Regions from separate parts of the Homo sapiens genome. Here region 1 is linked to region 2. A link is a loop called in an ENCODE intact Hi-C map of the cell type or tissue named here. Cell type or tissue: PC-9. All regions are shown on one strand. Links, peaks and the distances in the headings refer to the core of each region. The heading gives the core; the rest is flanking DNA. Region 1 overlaps TNIK (TRAF2 and NCK interacting kinase). Region 2 overlaps TNIK (TRAF2 and NCK interacting kinase).

What was found. Hi-C counts contacts between places; a loop is a spot of excess contacts. Peaks named below come from ENCODE experiments on the same cell type or tissue, not always from the same donor. Only the 100,000 strongest peaks of a DNase experiment are listed, where the experiment ranks them.
Region 1: it touches region 2 in a loop (9-fold over the local background); 11 of 110 quality-filtered maps call a loop at or near these places.

What each region holds. Positions count from the first base shown.
Region 1 is chr3:171,051,226-171,061,348 of GRCh38, forward strand. It overlaps TNIK (TRAF2 and NCK interacting kinase), which reads right to left. Exons shown (of 33, transcript NM_015028.4): 33 at 7,189-10,123. Among named protein-coding and RNA genes, the nearest start is that of SLC2A2, 30 kb to the left of the region's middle. In PC-9, for the core only: no CTCF peak of the experiment used is centred there; DNase peaks (open chromatin) are centred at 4,656 and 5,516; H3K4me3 peaks cover 983 bases; H3K27ac peaks cover 3,344 bases.
Region 2 is chr3:171,151,972-171,162,094 of GRCh38, forward strand. It overlaps TNIK (TRAF2 and NCK interacting kinase), which reads right to left. Exons shown (of 33, transcript NM_015028.4): 11 at 9,299-9,365; 12 at 5,489-5,693. LOC105374216 (a long non-coding RNA gene) reads left to right here. Exons shown (of 5, transcript XR_007096163.1): 5 at 7,807-9,191. Among named protein-coding and RNA genes, the nearest start is that of MIR569, 50 kb to the left of the region's middle. RefSeq lists a silencer at 5,449-5,743 and an enhancer at 7,169-7,463. In PC-9, for the core only: a CTCF peak has its summit at 5,571; a DNase peak (open chromatin) is centred at 4,930; H3K4me3 peaks cover 1,142 bases; H3K27ac peaks cover 4,062 bases.

The sequences.
Region 1 (10,123 bases), core at 2,406-7,405, 100 kb before region 2:
ATTCATATGTATAGTAATTATTTTAAAAATGAATGTGGCTTATAAAATGCAGCTTTATTTAAAACTGTTACTAAACTTTTTGTTGCTTTTCTGTTTCTGAGGTAGATAGGAGGTGAACTCATCATACTTTTAAAAATTGGGAATGAATTCTTTTGGTAAATGAGGTGACTAGGATGCAGTTAGCTTATGACTTCTGAGTTTCGCTGTGTCGTCTGTTTCACAGCATATCCACTGTGATGGCACTAAAGCCTATAGAGCTTTCTTAAATTCCACTTACTTGATGAAGCCAGCAAAATAAATATAAATCATGGACATTAGGCAGGGTGTCTGCTTTGTTTCCAGTGCTGGGTGATGCTCTTGGGTTTTTTCCTATCAATTTTTGAGATGGGCAGTATATTTCTATACTGAAATAAGGTCTGGACTTTTGTAAAAGTTCTCTACAGCAGTTGTTACCATATATTTTTAGATGTTACTAGCTAGGAAAAATTTCAACAAGAAAACTGAAGTCTCCACCACTGATATGGTTTGGCTGTGTCCCCACCCAAGTCTCATCTTGAATTCCCATGTGTTGTGGGAGGGACCTGATGGGAGGTGATTGAATCATGGGGACAGGTCTTTTTTGTACTGTTCTTTTGATAGTGAATAAGTCTCACAAAATCTGATGGTTTTAAAATGGGAGTTTCCCTGCACAAGCTCTCTTCTCTTGTCTGCTGCCACGTGAGATGTGCCTTTTGCCTTCTGCTATGATTGTGAGGCCTCCCTAGCCATCTGGAACTGTAAGTCCAATAAACTTCTTTCTTTTGTAAATTGCCCAGTCTTGTGTATGTCTTTATCAGCAGCGTAAAAATGGACTAATAGAATAAATTGGTACCAGTAGAGTGGGGTACTGCTGAAAAGATACCCCAAAATGTGGAAGTGAGTTTGGAATTGGGTAACAGGCAGAGGTTGGCACAGTTTGGAGGGGCTCAGAAGACAGGAACATGTGGGAAAGTTTGGAACTTCCTAGATACTTGTTGAATGGCTTTGACCAAAATGCTGATAATGATATGGACAATGAAATCCAGGCTGAGGTGGTCTCAGATGGAGATGAGGAACTTGTTGGGAACTGGAACAAAGGTGACTTGTTGTTTTAGCAAAGAGACTGGCAGCATTTTGCCCCTGTCCTAGAGATTTGTGGAACTTTGAATTTGACTGAGATGATTTAGGGTATTTGGCTAAGCAGCAAAGCATTCAAGAGATGACATGGGTGCTGTTAAAGGCATTGAGTTTTAAAAGGAAACAGAGCATAGATGTTCAGAAAATTTGCAGCCTGACAATGCAATAGAAAAGAAAATCCCATTTTCTGAGGAGAAATTCAAGCCCGCTGCAGAAATTTGCCTAAGTAATGAGAAGCCAAATGTCAATCCCCAAGACAATGGGGAAAATGTCTCCAGGGCATGTCAGAGACCTTTGGGGCAGCCCTTCTTATCACAGGCCCAGAGATTTAGGAGGAAAATATAGTTTTGTGGGCCAGGCCAAGGGTCCCTCTGCTGTGTGCAGTCTAGGGACTTGGTGCCCTTCGTCTTGTGACTAAAAGAGGCCAAAGTACAGCTTGGGCTGTTACTTCAGAGGTTGGAAGCCCCAAGCCTTGGCAGCTTCCATGTGGTGTTGAGCCTGTGGGCACACAGAAGTCAACAGTTGAGGTTTGAAATCCACCTAGATTTCAGAGGATATAAGGAAACACCTGGATGCCCAGGCAGAAGTTTGCTGCAGGGGTGCGGCTGTCATGGAGAACCTCTGCTAGGGCAGCGTGGGAGGGAAATGTGGGGTCAGAGCCCCCACAGAGTCCTTACTGGGGCACCACCTAGTGGAGCTGTGAGAAGAGGGCCACCATCCTCCAGACCCCAGAATGGTAGATCAACCAATAGATTGCACTGTGCGCCTGGAAAAGCCACAGACACTCAATGCCAGCCCATGAAAGCAGCTGGGAGGGAGGCTGGACCCTGCACAACTACAGGAGTGGAGCTGCCTAAGATCATGGGAACCCACCTCTTGCATCAGCATGACCTGGTTGTGAGACATGGAGTCAAATGACATCATTTTGGAGCTTTAAGATTTGACTGCCCTGCTGGGTTTTGGACTTGCATGGGACCTGTAGCCCCTTTGTTTTGGTCAATTTCTCCCATTTGGAATGACTGTATTTACCCAATGCCTGTACCCCCATTGCATCTAGGAAGTAACTAACTTGCTTTTGATTTTACAGGCTCATAGGTGGAAGGGACTTGCCTTGTTTCACATGAGACTTTGGACTGTGGACTTTTGAGTTAATGCTGACTTAAGACTTTGGGGAACTGTTGGGAAGGCATGATTTGTTTTGAAATGTGAGGACATGAGATTTGGGAAGGGCCTGGTGCAGAATGATATGGTTTGGCTGTGTCCCCACCCAGATTTCATCTTGAATTCCTATGTGTCCTGGAAGGGACCTGGTGGGAAGGGAATGAATCGTGAGGGCAGGTCTTTCCTGTGCTGTTCTCGTGATAGTAAGTCTCTCAAAATCTGATGCTTTTAAAAATGGGAGTTTCCCTGCACAAGCTCTCTTCTCTTGTCTGTTGCCATGTGAGACGTGCCTTTCACCTTGCACCATGATTGTGAGGCCTCCCCAGCCACGTGGAACTGTAAGTCCAATAAACCTCTTTCTTTTGTAAATTGTCCGGTCTCGGGTATGTCTTTATCAGTAGTAATGAAATGGACTAATAATACACCCACTCAACCCCAAATCTTGTGAAGAACAACAAAACTGTCAACTTTTAATTTTGCCAAACTAGAGCATTTAATAAAATAGCCATTTATTATCAGCATCAGCTCTCAAATACATTGTAACACTAAAATGAGGGCACACCATCTCCAAATAAGACGATCTTTAAATGAGCTTTTATACAAAACTCACTATGCTGTCCTTTTTGGTCATTTTTCCTTGGACTAATGATAACTTTGGCCTGAGCTGGCTAGGCTTCCAATTATGAATGTGGCTATTCTAGTGAGAAGGAATGAGATGGGGGAAGAGTATCAAGTTGACCTGAAGGCTATGCTGTTTCTTTCTGCTCCAGTGATGCCTTCTAGCTCTAAATCCTTCAATTTTTCAACTGCCATCTCTCTTATTAAATGGGTTTAATAATAAAAGATAACCTGAGATCCATGGAGCACTGGGTACAGTGCTGAAAATGTTCATCAGACCGTGATGCTGCTGATCCCTGCCCTCATGACTATGGGTAAATTAACATTGAACTTTGGACATGAAGATGACTAATTTTTGGAGGGAGATAACCCTATATCAAATTGTTATTGTCATAGAACATGGATTTAGTTGCTTATGAAAATATAAAAACATGTATTTAAGCTGTTGAGTTACAATTTTAAAGAAAACCAACACCCTAAAATATTTTTTTTCACATATAGAGAACTCACTTTGAAAATGTTTTTGTATCTTAACTGGAGTTTGTGATAATCTAGATTGTTCACAATGACTGTGACACCTTGTCCCATTTCTTAGCATCTTTTTCATATTTTCCATCTATCCCTGAAACTAATGTCCTGCATTTTTCAACAGGACCTCAGGAATCTGTAACTAAGCACCATGGAACTCCAAAATGCTTTTGGTCCTGGAAAGGTGAAGACCTTGATCCTAGCTATTTAGCATGAATTACACACTATCCTTAATCTCAACAGATTTGTGAAAAGACACAAAAAGTAATGAGGACCAAAAAAAAAATTCTTTCACTGTTATATTGCTTCATATGACATCATTTTGTTATCTTCCTTCTTTATTTTTTAAAAAGATTTATTAAGTGAGCAGGAAAATACATGATTGAACAAATGGAAACTACAGGGTGTGCCCTTTACAAGACTGAGTGAAACAACAGATTAATCAGAAGGCATGTGTCAATTTTCTACAATGAAACTTCATGCAACATTCAGTGGAGCTGAATATATACAGATGTTAGAGGCTTCCCAGGGAGGCAGAATTGTTGTCCTTGGAAGATTGTTAAGACCCAAATGTCATTAGGCTGTCTTCAAGCTGCATTTGGCAGGAGGATACTTTCACTGTTGTTTATTTCTTGTTTCAGAAAAAAAAAATTGTTTTTTTAAACATTTAGACCAGAAAACAAAATTCAGAATCCCCACCCACATCCAATAACTGCATTTATTGCAATGCCAATAGCTTAAAATGGATCATTATCTGTAAAAATGTAAGAGTTTTGAAATACTGCTTTTCTCATGGTTCTATATGACAGCCCTTCTTACGTTCCTGCAACTTGGCCTGTTAGGATGATTCATGGAGCAAGAAAGTATAGCCAGGGTCATAGCCCGGTGTCTTCCATCCACAATAGCCTTCCAGGAAAGAAAATCTGTAGGGTTTTCTATTTTCTATATGACATAAAACCTATGCTTTTATGATATAAACTTTGGAGACAGTGTTTTTTTTTTTTTGAAACTGAAATTAATCATATAGTTTTTTACCCTTTAAAAAATTCCAAAGCTCTGTTATTATTTTCATTCATTCTTTCATCCAACAGATATTTACTGAGTGACTAATATTTGCCAAGCATTCTTCAAAGCACTGGAGACGGACCAGTAAGCAAAGTATATGGTGATAAGTACTGTGAAAGGCAATGAAGCAGAAAATGAGTGGGGGGATGAGAAGTTATTTGACACAGGTCTCTGACAGTACAGGAATATTTGTACAGAGACCTGAAGGGAGGGAGTCAGCTATGTAGGCATATGGGGGAAGTTTTGAGACTGAGAGACAGCAAGGACAAAGACTCTGAGACAGAACATGCTTTGAGGGTGTTCTGGGTGAAGGAAGGAGGCCAGTGTGACTTTAGCAAAGTGACAAAAGAAATAGATGAGGTCAGAGAAGTGGCAGTGGCGGCTGAGGTGGGGCCAAAAGTAGGACAGATTATCACAATGCCCTTCTAGGCCACTGTAAGGATGTTGACATTCCAGGTGAGATGGGAAGGCATTGAGGGACTAGCAGAAAAGTAGCATAACCTGGAATATGTTTTAACACCATCATATCAGGCAAGAAGTGGCTTGGACCCAGAGTGGATTGTGGATATATTCTGAAACTAGGGAAAACAGGATTAAAAAAGAAATGGATTCGATGTGGTATGTGAAAGTGAAAAATAAAGGATAACGAGATTTTCTGGTGTGAAGGAATAGAGCTGCCATTTACTGGCACAGGGAGGATTGCAATGGGAGTTCAGTAGTACCCCCTTATCTGAGGGGGAGTTTGAAGACCCACTGTGGATGCCAGAAACTGTGGATAATACTGAACCCTATACATACTATTTTTTTTCCTATCTATACATACTTCTGATAAAGTTTAATGTATAAATTAGGCACAGTACTCTTGCACTTTGGGGCCATTAAGTAAAATAAGGGTTACTTGAACACACGCACTGTGATACCATGACAGTCTATCTGATAACCAAGATGGCTACAAAGTGACTAAGGGGAAGGTGATGTTTACAGCATCGATACGCTGGACAAAGGGATGATTCATGTCCTGAGTGGGGTGTAGCAGGATGGAGCAAGACTGCATTACACTATTCATAACGGTGCACAATTTAAAACTTAGGAATTATTTCTGGAATTTTCAATTTAATATTTTTAGACTGCAGATAATCGCAGGTAACTAAAACCAAGGAAAATGAAACCATGAATAAGAGGAATACTGTGTATTGATTGGTGAACATGTCAAGTTTGAGATGCCAATGACACATCCAAATGAAGGTGCTTCATAGGAAATTAGTTAAATTGTATGCCAGTTTTATTTGGCATTCAGGGAAGAGGTTGGGTCTGGAGATTAAAATGTGGGTGTTGTAAGTGTATAGTTTTTAAAGCCCCAGGACTGGGAGAGATCACTTAGAGGGGGATGCCTAGGACTGGGGCACTCCAAGAAGTCAGCCAAGGAGATTGAGAAGCAGTGGCCAGGAAGGTGAGAGAACATGAGAAAGATGCCCCAGAACTGAGAAAGCATTTCAAGAAGGAAGTAATTATTAACTATGTCAAAGACTGCAGATAACTCAAGCAGCATGAAGCCAGAGACCTAACCATTGCATTTGAAAGCATGGAGGTCGCTGGTGTCCTTAGCAAGAGCTGCTGTGGTAGAGATGAAAGCCTGATTTGAGTTGGTTCAAAAGACCAAGGGAGGAGAGAAATTTAGGACAGTAAGTATACACAGTTCCCCCTAGAGAGTTTTTCTGTGAAGAGAAACAGATAAATAAGATGGTAGTTACGTTACCGAAACACTAGGTTTGGTCTAGGTCCTGCTGCTTGCCACACAGAAAGCCAATCACTGAGATGACAAGTATTGCCAAGAAAGTAGGCTTTGGTTTGGTCGGGTGCTGCGGCCAAGGAGATGGGAGCTTAGTCTCAAATCCATCTCCCTGACTGACCAAAACTAGGCATTTATATAGCAGGGAAGAAATGTAACAATGTGTAAGAAAACAGGAACTAAGGAGGGGCAAGAAGGCATCTGGTGCTATGATCTGTTGAGTTCCAGTTCTTTGATACTTTTTTGAGAGGCCTGAAGGAAAACAAATACAAGTTTCAAGCTTTAACAGCAAAAGGGTCAGTTTCTATGTTTATCCAAAAACAACTGTCTATGGGACTATTGGGCCGTTTCAGTTAGACAGGGTAATGGGGCCAAGGAGGGTGTTGAAGACCGGAGATACTGCAGCATACAGAACACAGCGAGATACACTGCAGAATACAATTAAACTCAAAATACAGTGAAATAGAATAGGGGATGCAGAAGAGAGGATTCGGTTTCTGGGGCAATGATCTTTATTTGGTGAGGTTGAATGGGATTTACCTAGAGCAAATAAGAATTGTCTGCTATCACTTAAGGAGCTGATGTAGTAATTAGCAATGATAAGTTTCACTGGTCAAGATCAGGGAACCAAGAAGCCAGGGTATTTGTAGGACTGTCTTAAGTGGATATTGAAATAATCAAGAATGATGACAGGGTGGTGGTAAAGAGAGCAACAGTGAGCCAAAACCTAAAATTCTTGAGCAATGAGAAGGAGTAAAAGAGGGTAATGTAGGGACTTGGGAGGCTGATGTCAACAGCTTCAAAACAATGAGTGTTCAGGAGGAGGAAAGGAGAATAGTTTGGAAGTGGCAATGAGGAACAAGGAGGCATCCTACGATTAATGTTTTATTATTCATATTTTGACAAAGATAGCATATTATATTCCAGGACATGGTAGTTACCATGTGGGGAAACCTATCAAAGCATTTTTAATGACTGCTTAGAATAACTGTAGAAAGTACTTTCTCAATGATTTTTGTATGCAAGAAAAAAAATACCTGAAAGTAACCAAAAGTTTCAGACTGGAAAATATGCCAGGAAGATTTTCTTCTCTCATTCTCAGGTGAGGTTATAATCCAGTTTTAGCAAATGTTTGACAATTTAAAATACTTTTGAAAACTGGAGATTTAAAAAATGTAAACAATTGTAGGCACAGCAAAATCGTAGTTTTCCCTTCTGATATTATACATTTGGCATCTCTCTACAGTTATATTAACATAAATAAGGCAGCTAAAACGTTCAAAAATAGTTTTACAACATTCAATTTTAAAATTTCATTCAAGCTGTAATCTTTTGTTTCCTGCTGCCACCTAACATTTGAAGTTTTGATTCAGGGTAATGTCCAAGGTTTCTTAAACATACCATAATAAGTATTACTATTCCTTAACATTTATCCCAGGGGAAGAGATAAGGGAAAGGGGTAGCTGGGCATGATATTTACAGTGTACAAATAATGATCCATTGCCAGAAATGAAAACTCACCTTTCCACCAGCATTTGCTCAGCCTCAATAGTGCAATGCAACTTGGTGCTGATAAAAATAAACCATTAAAACCAAACCCTATCATGCAAGGAGTGAGTTTGAAGATATGTACACAAACTCAAAAATCTGTAAACTTTAGGACATTTTTATTTTTAACTGTATTTTCTACTTTTCATCCAAACATTTGTCATCATGGACTCAGAAGAATCCAAGATTTTGATCTAGATTTAAAATAACTCAAACATTACCCAGGGATTTTTGTTTAAAAATGCTTTTATGGGGATTTTTATTTTGGTATATTCTGGCACTTCCTGGAATGGCAGGTCTAGAAGAATAAAGTCCAAAGCACAGGGTTATGATCTCACACTGTTTAATGCTAAGCAAACTGTTGAATATTCTAGTTATCAATGGAAGAATTCCCAGAATAATGGTGTAGAAATAAAAACAACCTAGAAAATGTTTGGTAGGAATATACAAATTGTCAGTTTTGAACTTGCAAATTCTCAAGAGGTTTTCTTCTTTGCTGGGACTCCTGAAAAGTGATCAATTTTACACCCAATTTATTTAAGATCCATGAAAGGACAGCTTACTTTAGGGTTCCTGATATATAGTGACCAAGGAGATATAGTGGCATTTATGAGAAATATTAGCAGGTAAATTAAATCAAATTTAGACTTTTGGATTTTAGATTTATGTTACAACTATGTAGTCTCAGGGGAGGTCAGTTTTTGGTTGGTTGGTTATGTTTTGCTTGATTTGGTTAGATTTAAATTTTGAAGAATGAACTAAAAGGTAACTAACAAGTTAGAGACTGTTGAAATGATCAGAACATGGTACCAGTGGTGATTCTGGAATATAAAGAGCATAGTAGCATCATTCAGAATTGTTATCAGCATGCTGTGGATTTTCTCATGTTTTCCTGCAGTAGGTTAAAATTAAAAGTTTTATCAATAACTATTTTTTTTCTTAAAAATAATGTAGCACATCTTACATCTTAAAGCAATCAGCACAAATGCAAGTGATGCCTGTTCAAGCAGACTTTCAAAGACAGCACACACTGTTAACACAAAGAGCTCTTCCACGTTTCAAGAATACAGTGACGGGAACTGGTACACATAGTAGTAGGGAAAGCATTTTTTTAAAAGCTTCGTGGAATGTGAGACTTTAGCCCCTTCCTTTCCTGGCAGTGGATAAAACCAAAATGGTTCTGGCTGGAATTTCACATCTTTCTAATAATCTACTGGACAGGAGGGACCAGAGACACCAATTACCAATGAGTCACAAGAACAGACAAAAATTGTTAGTAGGTTTTGACAACCAGGAACTAAGGTGTTTTTAAAAAACATGTACTTGATGCAAAGTATATTAGGAGTGCACCCTAGAAAACAATGTCAAAGTGTTAGAAAAATGGAGCCCCTGTCCAGGTGACCTTGTGAGATTTCACCCATAACTTAATATACCCTGTTTAATAAAAATAATAGTTCTAGGTCTTCTTGAAGGATTGTTTAGAAGTCTCCAAGAAAAATAATGAGATCTATCTAAAATAGAGCTGTTCAATTTTATGTGGAACTTAGTGAAGGCTGTCTTCATTTGCATTGTGTGTTATGACAGTGGTCTGGCTGGAACTGGCAGGGGGAAGAGCCTCATTATTTGAAGGAACTTCACTGGTCATCCATTCCTACCACCACTGGATGCAGGAATCCATGCTACAGTATCTTTGACTGGCACCCAGGAATGATGGTCACCTGCCAGACCCCAGACCCAGACTATGGTGTGGGCAGGCTCAGTAGATTTTACTGGATGATTATTAATTTAGAGCAGTAAGAACTGGCAGATCTAGTGAAACTTACTCTGAGGGGAGGGCTCAGTTTCTCCAGTTTCTCTTTGTAGGAAAATAAAAATAAAATGAGCCAATTTCTAGAGACAAAATCACCTATAAAAAGATCAGAACTGAAGATTTTTTTTGTTGAGATGCTATAAAAATGGATGAAAAGCAACCGTTCCTCCCCTACCCCCAAAAAGAATTAAGGCAATTCAGAAAGTTTGGATGAGCCACAAGGACACCATTCTGACGTATTCTGCATGTTCTAGGCCTCCTTATGTCAGGGCTGGGGTCTGTCTTGCTGGAGGAAAATTTATTTTTGAAGATAAAAGCTTCAGTGAATTCTTTAAATATCTGTCTTTTAAAGAGCACAGATTTCTGGGGGGCCCATTTAAATTTGGATTTGCCTTGTACTCAGTGTAAAATATTAGTACAAAAATATAAAAGGCATGGCTTGATGTTTA
Region 2 (10,123 bases), core at 3,308-8,307:
GGTTACCCTAAGAGAAGAGTGAATGGTGACCGGGCATGGTGGTTCACACCTGTAATCCCAGCACTCTGGGAGACCGAGGCAGGCAGATCACTTGAGGCCAGGAGTTTGAGACCAGCCTGGCTAATATGACAAAACCCTATCTCTACTAAAAACACAAAGACTAGCTGGGCGTGGTGGAGCATGCCTGTAATCCCAGCTACTCGGATGGCTGAGGCATAAGGATTGCTTGAATCTGGGAGGCAGAGGTTGCAGTGAGCTGAGATGATCGTGCCTCCAACCTGGGTGACAGAGTAGACTCCATCTCAAAAAATAAATTAATTAAAAAAAAAGAAAAAAGGAAGAATGCATGGTAACAGAGAATGTGAACAAAAAGCTGATAGCAAATGGATGAGCATGGAATTAGGAAGAATTCCAACACAAGCATAAGGTGGGTCTCATTAGAAATATTTAAGCTGAATTTGACCAGTCCTCAAAAGTAAGGTCTGTCCAGCTTTTGGCAGTCAATAAAGTTCTTTTATATCCATTTTTCTGGTTAATCCTCAGGAAAACTTTGGTGGTGGGAACAAGCTTTGCTACTGATCTCCCTGCAGAGCTCAGGAAGTGGAGGTGTGGAGAGAATAAGAACTGCCAGGGCATGCAGGTAGTAGTAGTACATGGTGACCCTCAGAAGTTGACGTCTTTTCACTCCAAGTGCAGATCTACTGACTCCCTGGGCAGGTTGCTTCCCTTCCCAGAAAAGACAGGAAATGAAAGAATTTCTAGGGAGTACTACACAAAAACTATGTGTTTTGTTTTTTGTTTTTTGTTTTTTTTTTTTTGAGACGGAGTCTTGCTCTGTTGCCCAGGCTGGAGTGCAGTGGCATGATCTTGGCTCACTGCAAACTCCGCCTCCCGGGTTCATGCCATTCTCCTGCCTCAGCTTCCCGAGTAGCTGGGACTACAGGCGCCTGCCACCACACCCGGCTATTTTTTTGTATTTTTAGTAGAGACGGGGTTTCACCGTGTTATCCAGGATGGTCTTGATCTCCTGATCTCGTGATCCACCTGCCTCGGCCTCCCAAAATGCTGGGATTACAGTGGGCGTGAGCCACTGCGCCCGGCCAAAACTATGTTTTAAATATCCTCTTTGTCATTTGAAACCAAAAGATGCTATTGTCTTCCTGACCTCTGAGCAGCATTCTGCAGAGCTGGCCCCTTTAACTCCATCCTTATGCTTGCATACTAAATCTTTGCTTCTATAGCATCAAACTCTCCAGGTGTTCCTTCCACTTCCTTATCAAATTTCTCTGCTGTCTCTTCCTTGTCTATTCTGAGTTCTTAGAGCTCAGGCCTACACTCTCTTCTCATGTGTACTTTTATTACCACAAACCAATAATTCCTATTTTTCTTATTTTTGACCCCTCTTCTATGGCCATCTCTACCATAATCCAACTGCATGGATTGTACTACTACTATTACTGTTGGCTGCTCTTCCTCATCCCTGATGTCTAATCAACTTGCACATCCTGCATGGTCCACAGGCTACATTTGTCTCAAATGTGTCCACTTTTCTCAATCCCCACTCCACCATCATCTGTCCAAAGCATCACACTCTCTGGCCTAGACTAACTTGTCTCCTCCATTTACTCTTGCTTCTTTCCAGCACCAACTGCAGCAGCCCAAGTTTCATTTGAAAAAGGCAGATCTGATTCTGTTCCCTTAGTGAAGACACATCAATGGTTTCCCACTCTTCTTAGAATAAAATTCAAAAGTAATCAACATGGTCTACAAAGCCCTGCATGACTGTGCCATGGCTTCCCTGCCTGGTATCTCTCCGTGCCCCACTCCCTCCTGTAGCGGGACTCTGACCAAGCCAGGTGAGGCTCCCACCCTGTGGCACGCTCTTTTAGCATGCCACTCTCCTCCACCACGGCAGTCATTGCTGTGATGATAAATGATTACTTGGCTGATTATTTGCTTAGTGCCTGTTTCCCTCACAGATCTAATCGTCACAATGGGAGACTGTATTTCTAGTGTCTAACATGGTGCCCACACAACAGAGGTGTTCACTGAATATTTGTCAAATGATGACCTACAGACCCCAGGAAAAGGTTTTAATTCAACCTTATGCTTAAAAACCTCATGCTTAAAAACAACAACAACAATTGAGTCTAACATCCTTGAAAGCCTCAGTCACAATAAAAAGTTAGAGGCTTAGAGAGGGCTGACATTTTTAGGCTGCCAGGTTCTTACTTTGTACATTAATGCTCCATGATTACTGGCCAATAAGATACAGGTGATATCTCTTCAAAAAAAAAAAAAAAAATTCATGGGATGGAGCCAAAGTGTATATTTTTTGGCCAGATAGAACTGGTTATTTTTATAACTGGACAATGTTAGGATGGTCTTGAAGGGCACTACATGAGAATGTTGGTGTCCTGAAAGAGTCTTGAAAGAATAAAACATACTACCAGGGAGCAGGTGCTTCTGGGGTCTATTTGATTCATTCCTGTGACTTACAGGCACGCTCCCCAAAATGAAAGTATAGAATGTGCTCAGCAATTTGAAACACATATATAAATCACTAATATCATTTCAGAACTCTTGAGCAGAATCAAACATCACCACAAACTTGCTCAAGATTACCAGAGTAGAAGCCTTGACCCCTGAAGGCTCCCATTATTCTTGGATCCTAACTCCATGATACAGAATAAAACAAGATGTATTTTGTTTATGCCAAGTAATAGAAATTTTTATTGAGCTGAGTAAAACTAGAAGAGGTCCTCCTTGTACTTTTTCTCACCATTGATGGACTCATTCACTTTAGCTGGGTTTAATCAAGTTCCTGGAACTTTGTTATAGGTTGTACTTCAACAATGGTCAAAAGCTGAGTCTTCTCTCCACCATTTAATTGGCCTGAAGCCACGTCCTTTTCATAAAGCTGATCAGTGACAACATTCAGTGTATATTCAAAGTCCTTCTAAGAATATACAGACACTGATTTAGAGCTTAGCCAAATCCACATGGTTACTCATAAATAGTAAAGGACATGCAGGGCTTCCTTAGAAACCCTCTGGTGGGAGGTGACATTTGAGATCACAAAATACAAAAGCTACAAGCTACATAGTCCTGTGTGACCAAAGGGGTAGCTAAGTGGGAATGTTTTTCCTACAAAAGGAAAAATGACTCGCAGTGAAATACTCAAGCTGAACTATGGGCTTTAACAGTTTCTATATGACAATGTAGTCCAAGTTCCTACTCAGGACACCAGAAACACAAGTGGTCACCAAAGGCCAGGGAAGCAGACATAGAAGGGGACCTGGCAGGAGCAGGACACAGCAGAAGAGTTCCTGGTGGGAGAGAATGTCATGACTAAGGGGTTCAGAATTTACAGCTCTCTGAGTACTTAGTATTCCTTGTTCTTCTCCACTGCGCTATAGAATAAGATGAAGGATCAAAAGAGAAAGCTGGAATAATCTATCAATGCTCTGTGGCCAGAAGCATTCCTGCTTCTGGTATGGAGCCAAGGCTCATGCCCATTGGTACATACAGCAAAAGGCTTGTGCCCTCATGCATGCTGGCTGACGTCTTCTGTGCAAGCCAGGATTGACAGGGTGTGTCTCTGGCTGCACATGCCTCAGTGAGCTGAACTCTGACTTGCTCCATGGTAGAGGTTCAAGCAAATGCCACAAGAGAAGAGACACAAAGGAGGCCTTGGCAATAGCTCTGACTGGGAGCGTGAGACAGAACCCAGGTCAAAGGCGAGCATCTGTTGGCCACAGATTCTGTGCCCTTGCGCAGAACTCCTTAAATGTTCAGGATAAAAGACTATAGACATAGAGGCCAGATGAGGGATGTGGAAAAGCATACCAACTTTGACTTATCAGTGGAGACACAGAACACATGCAGTGACTTGGTGCTTAGGCTCTGCAGGCCAATCCCCTGGATCTGAAACCCGGTTTTCTTCTCAACCTTTAACAAGTTATTAACCTCTCTAAGACTCAGCTGCATTATCTTTAGACTGGAGATTATTGTGAGGATTAAATGAGACAATTCGTGTAAAGTACTAAACACAGTACCCTGCAACATGGGACCAATTACTTCCCTCCCTGAACCTCAGTTTCTTCTTTGTTAAATGGGGATTATGAGTTTTGCATGAGAGATAATCAATACAGGAAAAGAGATAATGATAGTAGATGAGATAGTGGCTATAAGCAAAGCATCCTGCCTGGTACTTGACATTACTAAAATCACTCAATAATTGTAACCATTGGGTATTATTGTTGCTGGTCTGATACTGATATTTGAAGGACATAATGAGGTTGATGGGATTTGCTGCAAACTGGAACTGAGGCCCTTACTGATTTAAACCAGGGAGGCTGGACCTTGATGTACCATTTAAAAAGCAATCTGCTGCTGGTGACTGCAATTCACCACCCTCTAAATCTTCAGTGGCCACCTGGCAAAGCAAGTGAATTGCTGCAAGCCCGTTAATGAGAAGCAAGCTGGTGTTCGGGAAACCTGTAAAATTACTATCCCATTACCGTGCAGTTAGTGCGCCTTTCATCTGCTGCCCAACTTCCCCAATAGATATGCTCTCTCGGTTTCCTAATTGTCTAGAGGCTTTGATTTATCTGGCAGAGGAAGGAGGCCTGAGATATCTGGGCAAAGTTCTGGGAAGGAGGCTTTAACAAATGTCTGTAAGACCACAAGGTGAGAGTCTGGCCCAGGACAAGGCATGCAGCCAACTGTGGCTAGCAGTATGGCTTCCCACACAGATAAGCAGTATCTGCTGCTAAAGGCAGGTCTTGCCCACAGGCTGGAGGACAGGCCCTGGGTACTAAGGGATGTCTGGGAAAGGATCTGTGAAACATTCTTCCTAGCATTCAGAGCATCAATAGGCAGGTCCTACTCTTCCATACTTGAAATTCCACTTATCTGCTTATTCACTGTGATCTAGTTAATACCTATATTTCACCTCTCAACTACTGACCCATTCATTCATATATTACTCATTCCACAGATATTTATGAGGCACCTACGACATGCTAGAGATACATCAGGGAATAAAAGAGATAAAATCTCCTTGTCCTGATGGAGCTTAAATTCCAGTAGGGACATTCAGGCATGTAAAAGTATATGTAGACTATATTTGAAGGTGCTAAGGGCTGTGTAAAAGTAATAAGGCAGGGCAGGGAAATAGGACATGCTGGAGGGAGGGACTGTGACTTTAAGTAAAGCTGAGAAGGTGCTGAGAAGGTGATATATGGGCAAGACAGGAAGGGGTGACGGCCTTCACCTGCTTTTCTGAAATGACCACACCACCACAAAAAGCAAGGGAAGCCTTTTGTTTGTAAGAGCATTCAGGACTTATCTGCCCTTGCAGTCAACCCCTTTGTGCCTCTAAGCTCTGTGTGCTCACAGGTGGGATGTGGGCCCCCAGGGAATGCTTGGAGAGTGACCACAACTGAGAGGCTTGGGGTCAGAGGTGGCCCGAGCAGGTCCTCACCTCCTCCAGCCGCCGCCTCTGCTCTTTCTGCTCCTCGATGCGCTTCTGACGCTCGGCCAGCAGCTGCCGCTTGTGCTCCTCATTCTCCCGCTGCTGCTGCTCCAGCTGCTGCCTCCGTAGGGCCTCAGAACGCTCCTTGTTGGCCAGCTGCAGCCTCAGAAAGTCCCTCCGCAGCGTCGACTCCCCTGGCAGATTCAGGATGGAGCTGTGGGTAGGAGAGAGTGATCAGGATCCCACGTGGGGCAGGGGCCATGGCTACCAAGAGGCCTTGGAGGAGGAAAGCGGGACAAATGATTCACCCACACACAGGGAAAGAAGAGCACAGGCTCCTAGATCCTCCGCTAATTCAATCATTCACCCCAAAGAAACAGCATCAGGATAAGAGACCTGCCTCCCTTTCAGTACGACTGTGGCCAACAAATGCTGCCTCCATCCATAGAGGGATGTCACATTCTCAGAGTTGTCACCTTCTCCAGGACTGTCCACACCACTCCCTCATCCTTGGGACGTGGCAAAGATTTGTTTTTAAAGACTTTAGCCAGTGTGCAAGCCATGAGCCCCAGACTGGATTATTTTCAATAAAAATGGACAATGGTGGGCAACAAGGGTACTCAGACAAGCACAGATCGGCCTCACCCACACCACCCCCTCACACCAAACCCCATGAGGCAGAGGCCAGGCTGCTCCTGTGAAGCCACGATGAACTAGCGATGGAAAACCCTTGAGTCAAGGTCAACACAGAGCCAGGATCTGAGCCCAAGCCTGCTGAGTCCAAGTCAGGGTTTGCCTGACTGTACCACACTTAAAGGGCTTGGTTTGGCTCTGGCCACAGCAGGTGCAGCTAGGACTTCAACCCAGCTCATTGGTTCCTAGATTCTGTTTAGGTAACAGTTTTGTCTTCTGTAAAATGGTGGTTGTACATGAATGTGTGTGCATACGACAGAGATCGAGAGGACATAAATAAGTTCTACCTACTTCGCTGGTGGTCCTGGGCTGCCCTGCTCGCAGGTGAACAACTAAATGTTACAGACTCCTTGATTCTGCACAGCAGCCTAAGAGGGAGCTAAGAAATGACTTCTGTTTATTCAAACGTAGCCCTTTTAATCTTTCTGGAAGCTTCCATTTGAAATAAATCTATTAAACACATATTTACGGAGCACCTGCTATGTGGCAGTCACTGTAGTAAGCTCTAAGGATACGGCAGTTGCTAGATAAATTCTCCCTTTAAAGTTATCTTCTTATGGGACACACATACAGACAAATAATTTCAGGTATTAATAGGCTCTATAGAAGACTAAAATTGTAATTGTTTCAGTGACAGTGGCTGGGAGCTGAGGTAAGCTTTGAGGCCTTACTTTAGATGGGTGGTCAGAAAGACCTCTCTGGGAAGGAAGCAGTTGATGAAGAAGGAAGAACGTTCCAGGCAGAGGGAAAAGCAGGTTTAGAGGCCTGAGAGGAAAACAGGGGTGCACCCTATTTTTGAGCAACTGAACACCAGCCCGGCTTCCCAGAGCAGAGTGAATGAGAGGGAGAAGGGTATGAGAGGAGGTCAGAGAGATAGGTGCGGGGCCGCGACAGCCATGCAGGCACGGGAAGGTTTTATGCAGAAGAGCAACATGAGCAGATGGGTTTGGCTGCTAAATGGATGACCTAGCGAGGGGTACAGGGGCAAGCACAGCAAGCCGGACTGCTGCTGCAGAGTGGTTCTGGGGTGGGGACACCACCCAGGGCGAGAGCAGAGCGGGTGGAGGAGGGAAGGAGCGTTTGGGGATAGAGGTCACGAAGCCTGTGGACAGATCTGACATGTGGAGTGAGGGATGACTTGCAGGTTCTGTCTTGGTGGCTGGGTGACGGTGGTAACGAGAACAGGAATGAGGAATGCTGAGGGAGGAGCAAGTTTCGTGGCAGTTAACAAGAGGACCAAGGATCGGTTTTGGAGAGTAGTTAGTGTGCTGTGTGAGATACTGCCATGAAAAGACATAAAAAGGCTTTGTTCGTGATGTTCCATAGACAATGCTTGGCGTCTACTCACAAGCCTTCTCTAAAACTTAGAGCCTTTGTGTCAAACTCTAAAACCCCAAACGATGGTGCTTATCTACACAGGCCACTTGCCCTGTGCAGAGGGGAGGGACTTGGGAACCCAGCCTCCCATGCACACGAGGATGCTCCATTAATATTAATTGATATTGAATCAATGTCAGAAGATCTGAGCTGTGTTAGTGACTCAACCATTAACTCTGTGTGTGACCTGGGTGCAACCCTTAGGCTGTCGCCTCATTTCTAAAATGAGATAACCATTGTCCTTTTCTATTTTTCAGGATTTCATGAAGATTAATTAGATACGTCCATAAAAACAGGACTTGGACTTAAAGTATAATAACAACAACAACAGGACTTGGAACATAATCTTCAGCATGATATAATGACATGTTATAATTACGGAAGTGTTAAGGTACGGCTGGGCTGGCTCGTTGAGTGACTCCTAATATGCAGTTTAGCAAGTGTTAGAAAGACAGGGTTTCTCAGTTCTACAGAAAGTGGTCAGAAGGCTGACACAGTAACCTTTTGGGTAAGCTTTTGAACACTGGTGTACAACTTCTCTGAAAGCAGGGCGTTTGGTCCTCTGCCTTTCAGGAATGTTCATTTTCTATGTCACTACTTGGCAGTCATCTTCTTTATGCAGCTAAACCGGGGACGGCCAACATGCTATGTATCAGATGGTAGGAAAGAAGTATTCGGTCTTTGACCTTGAGGAATCCTGTGGCAGGTGAAGAGAGAAAAACTGGATGGCTCTGAAAGCTCAGTTCCATCTTCTTATAGAAGCTTAGCAAGAATCCAGCTCAGTAGGTCTGAGTTAGCATAAAAAAAGAACACATGGTATCTGGCTCATTCTAGCAGTGGTGGCTAAGCTGGCCCCTTTTCTGGTCAGAAAGCTCTCCCTCAGTGGTACAGGAACTGATCCTTCTGGAGCATTAGGGTCCACTCCTTGGATGGCTTGAGGAGGGAGGCCACACCTCAATGAGTCTTCTGCTTGTGCAATTCCCCCCAAGTCTTACTTCACATGTATACTGCATGGCACCATGGGATGTGGGCCTGCCCTCCTTGACTCAACAAGCTGAATTCGCTCACCAAAGAGATATCCTGGCAGTGCAAGCACACTAACCTTAATTACTTATAAACACAGACTAGAAGAAAGTCAGAATCAAAGTCAAGTGGAATTCAAAATGTAGGCATGACAATAAAACAGCCCTGGATTCTGAGGTCCAACAGGTGACAACAGGAATGGCCCAAAAGTATTTGTTTGGAGTTCATCTCTACATATAATTTGATTTTCTGAAAATCACTTTCTCCTGGATTAGGCTGCAATGAAAATACCAAGGCATGTGACAAGGACAGTGGCTACCCGAATGGGCTTCTCAAAGGTGTGAAGTAACGAACTGAATAACGCAAGTCCGAAAATACCACTTAGGTCTCTAGAAAGTTGCAGTTTTAAGTATTTTTAGTCCTGCATTGCCCAGATAATTAGCCTTCTACCCATTCTACGTGTTACATATGTAAGAAAACAAGCTCTTACGATAGAGACCATAAATCTTGGGGGACAAGATAAAGAATATGCTGATTTCCACATTTTCGTAATGGTCTGCCTAGGGAAATTTTCCCAAATTAATGAGTATGTTCATGGGCAATAAATTAAATAAGACCACCCTGGTGGATTCTTAAAAACGAACCTATAAATCAAAAGGAAAGTGAATTTCACACAAGCACAATTCAGAATGTGAACATTAGAAGACTTGGCTTTTGCTCTCATACCTGGGCTCTCCTGAGTCATTCTCCTCCTCTTCTTCCTCACTTCCACTGTACTCATACTCTGTCTCATCTGAAGAAAGATCCCAGCATGTTAGTGCACAAAAAGATGCTATGGCTCAGTAAAGCCCAACCCCGTCTCTTATATATAAATAAATAGACACCCAAAGAGTTGTAGTTAACACAGCGCTGGAACGGTCTCCAGGCTTGTGATTTAATGGTTCCCATAAGTATATGAAATTAACCACATTCAAGGCTGTCTCGGCTGACTCTAGATATCTGTCCCCAGTGCCTAGTGTTCACATGAGAAGGAATTAAAAAATAATTTTTTAATTTTTTTATTAATTTAATTTCAATTAAAAATAACTTGTTTGGCCGGGCACGGTGGCTCACGCCTGTAATCCCAGCACTTTGGGAGGCTGAGGCGGGCGGATCACAAGGTCAGGAGATCGAGACCATCCTGGCTAACATGGCAAAACCCCGTCTCTACTAAAAATACAAAAAAAATTAGCCGGGCGTGGTGGCGGGTGCCTGTAGTCCCAGCTACTTGGGAGGCTGAGGCAGGAGAATGGCGCAAACCCAGGAGGGGGAGCTTGTAGTGAGCCAAGATCGTGCCACTGCACTCTAGCATGGGCGACAGAGCGAGGCCCTGTCTCAAAATAATAATATAATAATAATAATAATTTGTTTGTGTTATTCCCACTATAAAGCCACCCATATCAAACCCATTGGCCCTTTGTAACTTATTGATGGTATTAACCATTTTTAAAGTAGGATTTTATTATGACTTACATGGACTTGCAAACTGTCTTTAGACTATTTTGCTAAGTG